Linked DNA regions of Homo sapiens: region 2 is linked to region 1. Evidence: chromatin loops called from intact Hi-C (ENCODE). Cell type or tissue: OCI-LY7. All regions are shown on one strand.

Region 1 (5,000 bases):
CCTTCTGTAGAATTGTTATGTTCCTGTTGTAAAGACTGGACTCATAGTCATGAGGGCACACTGAGGGCTGGGGCTGGCTTTGCCATGAGGACCATGAGACCCTCTGCCCCACAGTCTGGCTCTGTTGTCCTTGGCTTATCCCGGAAGGAGTCTCACTGAACCTACAGTGCAGTTCATCCAGGAGGCACCCAAAGGAAGCTCCCAGGTCTACATTCCAATCCCTGGCCCATCCCCTTTGAGCTGCAAAGAAGCCTGAGGCACTGCTTTCATTACTTCAGTTTTACAGGTAATTAAGCCCAGGTGAGTGGGATGTGTATTTTGTAAAACACACAGTGCCTTGTCTGAGTTTAGACTTAGGTTACACTCTGAGATGGTTTCCCAAAAGTAACTGAGAAAACTGATAAGAATGTCTTCTCTGGACACAGCCAGCCAGGAGTTTTAAAAGAGCTGGGGCTCACACGGACCCTGGACTATGTATGACAGCTTAGCTATCGGAGTGGTGAGCTGGCCTTGAAGTGTATGACAGTTCACTAATGGGCTAGGAACTTTGGAGAGAAACACACTCAGCTTACAAAAAGAGTTGAAGGTACCACTTTTGGAAACCAAACACCTTCCATTTCTCCTGGGCGCTTATTCCAGAGTCTTCCTAATCAAGAACTACATTGTGCCTCAATTTCAAGGATGGTCAGCAAACATCATTTTCCCACCACTAAATGCTATGCAGAAAGAAATCTGTTCCCACAGAATCTAGTGAGACAAAGAAGAAAAAAGCCACATGACTAATGACCTGAAGAAAAGCATGGGTGTTTGTAATCCAAATTAACAACTAAGGGTAGGAATATGGCATCTGTTCTTCCTCACTTTTAGGTTTAAATGAAACTCAGTCTTAGTTCTCTCTCCCGGGGAAACCACACAACCACAGCTAATAATGAAGAGAGTCCTGAGCCATCCTATGTGTGGACTGTCTGCATTGTGGCTGTCTCTGAGGAGGCCCGGGTCGGGAGTAAGTTGCAGGGAGCGACAGGCAGCTGCACTGTCCATGGCCCTGAGATCTCGCAAGTGTCTCCCGTGTGGATGGAGCAGCTTGGTGCTATTCCCCCTCAGTGGTCCATGCTGCAGTCACGTGCACAGCACAATTGTCAAGAAGCTCCACAACAAATTCTGGGTGACACAATCTAGCGAGAAAACACAAGCTCCCACCAGACAAGGAAATGGCTTTTCCGTGTTTGGGTTTATTCCTAAAGTATGGTCCCCGAGGAGAAATTCCTGAAAAAATTCCCCACCAATTGCCTGGAAACATCAACAAAGGGAGAAGGGAGGTGGAACATGCCTCCCGCTTCCCTCCACCCTAAAAAACAACTACTTCCTGTTTAAGGATCAAAAAAAGAGAGGAGCAATTCACCTACTAAGAAAGCCCGGCCACTTGGCAGCCATCCAAGAATCTAAAACCTTGAATTTTGAAAACATAATAGACAAGAGAGTCAGCTTTAGAAAAGATTTCATCTATCAGCTAACAAGAGGCTGGGGTCATGAAGTAGGGTATTCTTTATACTTGAGAGACCATGCTAAAAATCTCAGAAACATACCAGAAGGACCAGAGCTGGGGGGAGCCAGGCGCAATGCTCTTAGCATGTAATAGAGGTTGCTGTTTCAAGGAGGCTTATCATTTCTTCTGACATCCTGACAGAAATGTGTAATATAGAAGTTTAGCAATGTGGGCAGGTTAAATTATACGAGGCAGAGGAAATCATTTCACTGTGAATTGGAGCATTGCTGTGGGCCACTCCAGGCTGAGCCGGCAGCCTCCTGCCAGGGCCCCCACTGCTCCTTCTAGAAGGAGGGGTGGCCTGAGGCAGACACAGTCTGGAAGAATGTGGGCTCAAGGGCTCATGTTTACTAAGTAACACCCTTGAAAGGGAATTTGGCGGTTGTGGGGCTTTGTGTTCAGCCTTTTCTAGGCCCCTCTCACTCTCTTGGAAATGGGAGGCGTGTGGCCTGAGGGGCCCTTAGAAACCGAGAGGAGGACACACAAGTCCAGTGGGTGTTCCAGCAAAACCCTCTGTTCCCCACCATTTCCTACACCCAGGAAGTAACAAAAAAGCACTGTTCAACAAAACGGCTCAGAAGATTCTGAAGGGCCTTTTAATCATCAGAGAAAGACTAAATTCCACTCAGTAAAATTTGAGTTTAGCATAGTTAACTGCAGCCTGAGTCTTTTAAACCAGGCATCTGCGGCTCTGTATGGGACACATCCCTATTGAGCAGACTGACTCATTTGTACCACCATGGTAAATTCCACTCCCTCCACCACCCCCACCTCTGTCCAATGCAGTCCATCCACAAGGCAGAAAAAAAGTACATATCAAGGCACCTTTCCTCACCAGGACAAAAAATACTTGTCTTTCCACCGTACTTTAGTCATATTGGTTGTGGACAGAAAAAATGAACACTGCTTCTGTGTGATTTGTGACTGGGTTTCCTGGTGGATTCAGAGAAGTTCCCTCCTCAGGTGAGAGGCACTGTTCCTCTGTTCCTACCCCTCCAGAAGGAGAGAGGACGTGTCTGAGGTGTGGACACAAGGGGAGGGAAATCATGATCCTCGGTGATCACTGGCATTTTTAATAAGGCGATGGCTACTAAGCACCACCTGTGGCATGCAGGACTTCATCACACCTAATTAAACCATTCCACGGGGTGGGTAAAGTGAGCCCCGTTTACAGGTGGGAAAACTGAGGCCCCCTCACACAGCTGGTGGGCACAGCCCCGGTCAGTTATTGTAGTTTCCACTACACTGAGCTGCCTGGAAGAAAGGGAACGTAAGGCTGTGTCCCCACACCTAGAGCAGCACTGTTCACTGTCACACTGACTGTCCCAGGCACAGGAGTAGTATCTCACACACACTCTGTTTTGGAGGACGCATTTGAGAAAATAGAACACATTAATAAACAGTCCTGATCAAGCACCTGCTTGGGGGTGGAGATGAAGATGACTTCCTGAGCTCAACTTTCAGGCTTCTCCGGCAGCCGCTGCCCCAAAGTCAAACTGCAGGAAGTCGCTGCAGGGAGGCAAGGCTGCAGGGGCCCAAGCAAGTCACACTTCACACTCCAGGGCCCACCAGCTGACATGTGCAGCCAGGTGAAATCAGGTTAAAAATCAACATCCAAGGTGGCTGCAGCTGGGAGGAGAGGTCATCAGAGGTGGTTGTGTGGGATTGAAGGGCTGGGGATGGAGAGGCAGAACCCCTTCCAGCCACAGTGAGTGGAGCCAGGCTGGGATGGCCCAGTTGTGTGCTCTGAACACCTATGGGTGGACACCTAGATCCTCCAGCCAGAAGGCTGGCCTGCCTGCCCTCAGCAGAGAAGTGTGCCCAGGGCCACTGCCTTCAGTCACAGTGCAGCCCTGCTAGTGGCTTCTGGCCCCTTCCCAGCTCTTCTGTCCTGTCTATGTGGTCTGGAAATCTCGCTGATATTGGTGTCTCTGAACACTTTACAGTAAGTGGGCATTAATTAATGCTAAATGACAACAGAATTTCTCCCAAATTGCACATGACACTCGCATTAAGAGCAAACATGTTCATTTGGATAGATGTTATTACGGTGAGTATCACAAGAATTAACAATGATTTGCTAATGATATGAAGTAAACACTCTTTAAGAGTTCCCTTTAAGTAAAGTAAAAGTAAAAGTAAAAGCTTTTAGGTGTGATTGTTAATTGCAGTAACAATTTGGCCATGGCTATGTAAATCTTACATGGATGGAGTTGGTGGGAAGTGGCTGGGGGCACCAGAGCCAAAGCCAGTGGGCCAGTCTGCCCTTGAACTTCCGTGCTGGGTTAGGGGGAAGTTGAGGGTTTTTAAAGCACCATGATGTGCATACATATAACCTGTGCATAAACATCTTATTACATCCTCACAGCAATCCTGTGAGGCAGGTATTAGTACCACACTAGCTTTAAAGCTGAGGATACTGAAGTTTAGAGGCCGGTAGGTGACTGACAAAGCTCACATGGCTAGTAAGTAGCACAGCTGTTACCAAAAACAGGTTTCCCTGACCCCAAAGCTCATGGTTTTCTCCTAAAAACTGTGTATTTGCCAGGCAGGCTATGCATCAGTAGTCCCAGGGTTGCTTTTAGAAATATAGATTCCTGTACCTCACCTGGAAACTTCTTTTTTTTAATTGTAGCGACAGAGTCTCACTCTGTCACCCAGGCTGAAGTGCAGTGGCATGATCACAGCTCACTGCAGCCTTGAACTCCTGGCCTCAAGTGATCCTCCCACCTTGGCCTCTTGAAGTAGCTGAAACTACAGGCATGAGCCACCACACCTGCCTAAGAAACTTCTGAATCGGAATGTCCAGGGTATTGCCAAAGTGCCTCTCTGAGCACAGCACTCTGAGTGACTGTGATGTGTAGCCAGGTAGGGAACCACCTCTCCACGCTCAGCTGCTGGGAAGTCCCGCGTTCCTATCTAGCTGCCTACCAGGTATTCCATGTCTTCTTGTACCCTGCAGGCCAGGTCATATTTGGCTTGCTAACAATCCAATCAGACGAATGAGCCAGGGCCAGGCACAGATGCTGCGGGCATCTTCACTCTCCCCACTTCAGTCCTTGCCATTGCCACCTGTAGCACCCAAGATGAAGGCCACCAGGAATAAGGTGGTCCAGGCCCCACCACAAGCACAGTGGAAATAAAGCTGCATGGTTAGGGGCTTCTTCCCACCCACCCCAGGGTTTGGGAATATGACAGTAATCTTACTATTACCCACAATTCCCCTGACATTCTCCATCCATTATGGGCATTACATTCAGGAGTGAGAACAGTACCAACTTCAGCACCAAAGGCTTGCTCCTAAGTCAGAACTGGCAAACGAACATAAACAAACAAACAACAACAACACATGGGTATGTGGAAGTCTGTGTGGTGGGTGTGGCTGACAAGGGAAAGGGAAGCAAAGAATCAACAAGGGTACTGGACTCCCTCCACCTGGCTTTAGGCTATGAAG
Region 2 (5,000 bases), 240 kb before region 1:
GAACGGGTTGGAATTCTTTTTGAATGTAAATTCATGTTAAATTCATGGCTTACAAAATTAATGAACTGATAGAAGGGGAAAAAAAAGCCTGTTTATTAAAGTGTTTTACCAAACTGACATAACCTTTGAAAATTCTGGGATTACCTATTAAAGTGACTCTAATTGGCCCCAAGAAATGTAAAAACAAATTACTGTCTCTGAATGCAAAAAGCATAAACAGGGAAAGTAAATGGTTCCTGACCAAGTTTTTATTTGCACTTAGTGTGTGTGTGTGTGTGTGTGTTCGAGTGAAAAGGACAGAAGCTGTGGGTGAACAGGCCTTTTGCTTCTGCCACCTTTGTCAGCTCCACATGGGATTCTCAGACAGACACTTACGTGATCCTCATGTCTGAACCAAACTTGAGGATGCCATTATTATGATGCCGATCAGTAAGTTATTAAGGAAGTAAGTCTGACCGGATATTCAGAGAGGCTTAGGAGTGTATCTTCGACTAAAAGCTTTCTAAGCCCTTACTTGGCTGATACAAGTCACAGGGCTGGACACCATGCCTCTTGCAACTGGGAAAGGGGGTGTCTCAGAAAGGCCTCCCCAGAAAAACACCCAAAAGATGACGACTGCAATGGGGCTCTGGCTGACCGTGAAAACATTCTGGATCCCTTCTCTCTCCTATCCAGGTGGTTACAACTGTGGCCGGCCACTGTCCTAACAAGTCAGAAGAGAGATTCTTTGCCAAAATCTTCAGGGGAAACGACACGAGTACCCTTTGCTTTTCCTCAACGAACTTTCCTTCTACTTAGGGTTTTAGGGCATTTGTACAAATGATTTGTTCCTTGGGTCTGAATCTTGGGGATGTTTATCATTTTCGTTGCTTTCAGAAAATAGTCTGCATTTCCTTCTATTACCTGGACCATTTTCCTGGCTTTTTAAAAAAAATTATTATTCAAATGGAAAAGCGGCGAGCCCAGAATGAGCCGACGAATTGAGCTCTTCCTTCTCTCGAACACGGGGGCACCTCTACCCGCTACAGACTTGAAGATTTTACTCACTTCCTTTCATCCCCTCGCTCGGTTTTGGAGGGTAGGGGCATGAAGTGGTTGAATCTAAAACTGACAGAAAACCAAAGCTCTCTTTTGGCTGCTTTTTATTTAAGGGAAGGGGGAATATGTTTTTTTGTTTTTTTGGATGTAAAAAAAATATTGCTAGAAGCCGTAGTTGGCGTTTAAAGGAAAGTTAAGTAAGTGAAACAGATTGGAGGCGGGAACGCGGAGAATAAGGAAAACTTATAAAAAGCCGTGCGTGCAGACGGGGTGGGACCCAGCGATTCCTGCTTCAGGCCCACCCTCACTCCCTTCGGACGCAGACCCCGGGGGCCGCCCTCCGCACCCGCACAGGCGAGAAGGGGGGCTTTCGAACAACAAAACAGAAACCTCCTGGAAACTTAAGCGCGAGTTCTTTCTCCCGCTGCCGAACCCGAGCCCAGATCTCCTTTCGCCTCCCTTGGCACCGGGTGCGGGCCGGGATCCCGACCTCCGCGCTGGGGAAGCGCGACCCCAGGAGCGGGCAGCGCCACGCTAGGGCCCCCAGCTCAAGCGGACGCAGGCCCCGGCCCCCTCCTCACATCGGAGCTTGGCGGCGAACGCCAGGCCCTCCCGGGCACGACCGCGCAGCTCCGGCCGAGCCCGGCCGGCCGAGGGAGGAAAGTACAAAGGCGGGCGACAGGGCCGCAGAGGGGGGAGGAAAGAAGGGAGGAGGGGTAGCGAAGGGGCGCTTGGGCGCGCCAGACGGGAGAAGCCCGCCCCTGCCACCCCTGCCCGCCGGCCCGGCCGCCGCAACAAAAGACCCCCGATCCGGCCGCCTCCCTTCCGACCGCGAGAGGTAGGCAAGCGAGCCGCGCCCCGGGGGCTTCATTACCTGGTTGCAAAGGGTTAAACGGTCCGGTCAGCCCCAAGTTCATGGTTTGGTTCTTTAGCAGGGCTCCCGAAGGGCGATCGTCAAAGACCAGGGGGGAAACCACCAAAACACACGAAGAGAAAACGCCCAACTCTCGACCCGGCTCTGTCCACAAGAGTCTCTGGGCTCCTTCCTCGCCAAAGTCCGAGAGCGGAGGCGCCGAACCAGATCCGAACCGGGCAACAGCTTCGGGGCGACCGAGAGCCGGCGCCGCGCGCACACATCCAGCGCGGCCGAGGCCCCGGGCGGCGGGAGGAGCGCGCCCGCCGAGATCGCCCGGCCCGCGCTCGCCACTGTCTCCCCGCCGCTCCTGCGGCGCGCGGGGCCGCGCTGGCGCGGCGGGGGCTAACAAGGCGCGTCCCGGGCCGGCCGGCGGGAGGGCGAGGCGGAGAAGAGCGGCCTGAGCCGCCGCCGCGGCGCGCGGAGCTAAGAGCGAGGCGGCGGCGGCGGCGACAGGACAAAGGAGACCATGTGCGGAGGGAGGGAGGAGGGAGAGGGAGGAGGAGGAGGAGGGCGCGCGGCGGCTTCTCCCCGGCGGCCGCCCGGGGCTCCCCGACAGCCGGTCCCGCCTCTCCAGCCGCGCCGCGGGCTGCCTGGTCCTGGGCCCGCCGCGGTGCTGGAGGGAGCCGCTCCGGGAGTCTGGATTTTGTGCGGATCTCGCCGGCGCGCGGCCCAGGAGGCGCTGCAACGGCGGGGCGCGGGGCGGCGGCGCCTCTGGCCGGAGCTTGCGGGCTGGCGGGTGAGCGCCCGGGGCTGGCTGGGCTCCGGCCCGCGCTCGGCTTGCGGGCGCCTGCCTCTCCCGCCGGTTCACAGCTCAAGTGAACTCCATCGGCGGCCGCCGCGGGCTCCCTGGCTGGACGGTAGCAGGAGGGGGCGGCGGCTACGCGGGGGCCCCTTGCTCCGGACTTCGCTCCCCGACTGCGCCGAGCGCGCCTCCTCCAGACGCTCGCAGCTCTCGGAGCGGGACTTCCTCGGCGCGCCGAGCCCGAGCCGCCGGTGCCACCGCCCCTCCTCCGTCCCGCCCCGCGCGCCCCGCCCCTCGCCGCCCCTCCTCTCGTCCCCGGCGCCGGGTCGGCCCAGCGGAGGCGCGGTCCCCAGGCGCGACATCGACAGCTGTTGCTCCCCCCGCGGCTCGAGCCCTCGGCTCCCCCCGGCTGCCTTCCTTGCGGGCGGGCGCGGCGGAAACTGCACCGCTCCTCGCCCTCCCCGCAGTTGCCGCTTCCAAGATTGCGCCATGGCAGGGAAAGGCCACTAGGCCCGCAGCCTGGGGTTGAATTGCCACCAAGCCAGTCACATCTGCAAAGAGCAGGCTCTCTGGGCGGTTGTGAGGGCTCAGTGGTAAAGTCATGTATGTAAAAGGCCTGGCACATAGTAGGCGCTCAATACAAAATAATCATTGCATTGTGGAAAATGGAGACGGGGATCACGGTCTGGGTCTCAGACACAAAGGTCTTCACCTAACCTCCTTCCCCACCACAGCCGACTGACCGCAGTGTGCTCGGTTTGATGAATAACTTAAGAGCATGAACTGGCCACTTAGAAATCCTCTCCTCCCAGCTCCTCACACCCTCTGACACGTGCACACCCTGCATCCACAAAAGTGGAGCCTGTTGCTTCCCCTGGCATTCACCGAATGTAGGGAAAGAATGAAAGCAATGGCAAAGCCTCGCTACATGGGCAGCAGTTACGTCTATCATCCTAACATGTATCGTGTCTGTATCCCCTAGAGCACAGTGCAGTGCCCCCAGAGGGTGTGGGGGACTGAATGGCCAGAAATGAGGCACTCAGCAGATTCCCCTGAGCAACCCACTCCCACCAGAACGCACCCCGGGCGAGGAAACCCTCTGAAAACATCTGGAGTTTTAATTCCACACCTGCAGCTTGACAAGGTCCCTCCTTGGTGCAGAGGAAAAGCTGCTGCAATTTTCCTAGTACAAGAAAAAGAGCAAGCAAGCCCTAGGTTGCAACCGGTAGGGTTGTGGAGTACAGTGGGCACACCAAGGTGGGGTGAGAGGAAAACTTCAGTTCTAAGTCCCCTCCCAGTGCCACCGTTACCTGGAGTGTGGCTGGAGGAAGAGAGGAAGAGAACAGGGGTTGGGAGAGATGCACACCACATATGAATGACATGCAGACTGGTTTAAAGTAATGATGGCCACTCCTTGCCTCTTTGAAGTTGCATGTCTATCACTATTTGATTTCATGGCACTCTTGAAAAACCTCTCAAGTTAAAAAAAAAAAAAAAAGGTGGGGGTGCTTGCTGTATGGCATACTTCCCCCTCCTCTAGCCTCTAAGTTTGGAAATAAGAAGCCTTCTCTCTCTAGCTTCATCACCCCCTCCCCCAAACTGGTAGCACAATGTGGTGTTATACAAGTCTTTTTAAAAATATAGGTAACAGTGATTTTTCTCTACCACTGCCTCCTGAGAAGTCAAAAGAAAAGGCATCTCAGAAGGTATAGGTTTGGAGATGGATTTTCCAGTTGCTTACAAGATGTCACAATACCCAGCTGTGGTCCTCCAGGGAGGCGGCATTCATTCTGAAGCTGTTTAGACAATACCAGGATAGCTCAAAGGTGGACATGAAATGTTCTAGAGAAGACATTAAAAGGTTGTTTCTTTTGGAACAATCAAAATGGAACAGTTTTCTTATCTTGTTGTTCTAGCAAAATCGGTGTTACAGGGAAGAAACTGCCTGAGCTCCTGCACCATCCCCTACAGGGTAAACTGAGAGCACGATGGCATGGCAGCTTAGCTGACCAGCTGAAACCACTTGGCCCTCCAGGGTGCTTTCATTAGGTGGCACTTCTGACATTTATCATGCCTTGCATTAGATTGTCATCAGTCTGGGCGCAGTTGCTCACGTCTGTAATCCCAGCACTTTGGGAGGCCGAGGCAGGTGGATCACTTGAGGTCAGGAGTTTGAGACCAGCCTGGCTAACATGGCGAAACCCCGTCTCTACTAATAAAATGTGTAGAGGTGCACACCTGTAACCCCAGCTACTTGGGAGGCTGAGGCAGGAGAATCGCTTGAACCTGGGAGGTGGAGGTTGC

Evidence for each region. Hi-C counts contacts between places; a loop is a spot of excess contacts. Peaks named below come from ENCODE experiments on the same cell type or tissue, not always from the same donor. Only the 100,000 strongest peaks of a DNase experiment are listed, where the experiment ranks them.
Region 2: it touches region 1 in a loop (8-fold over the local background); 1 of 110 quality-filtered maps calls a loop at or near these places.

Annotation. Positions count from the first base shown.
Region 1 is chr7:70,454,967-70,459,966 of GRCh38, reverse strand. All of the region lies in intron 5 of AUTS2 (activator of transcription and developmental regulator AUTS2), which reads right to left. Among named protein-coding and RNA genes, the nearest start is that of GALNT17, 670 kb to the left of the region's middle. In OCI-LY7, no CTCF peak of the experiment used is centred here; DNase peaks (open chromatin) are centred at 1,636, 2,226, 3,036 and 3,876; H3K4me3 peaks cover 2,449 bases; H3K27ac peaks cover 4,431 bases.
Region 2 is chr7:70,691,958-70,696,957 of GRCh38, reverse strand. All of the region lies in intron 5 of AUTS2 (activator of transcription and developmental regulator AUTS2), which reads right to left. LOC107986709 (a long non-coding RNA gene) reads left to right here and starts at 302. Exons shown (of 2, transcript XR_001744947.2): 1 at 302-429; 2 at 676-1,123. RefSeq lists silencers at 1,453-1,522, 1,683-1,812, 2,143-2,322, 2,423-2,762, 2,773-3,132 and 1 more. In OCI-LY7, no CTCF peak of the experiment used is centred here; DNase peaks (open chromatin) are centred at 1,037, 1,587, 2,267 and 2,967; H3K4me3 peaks cover 3,530 bases.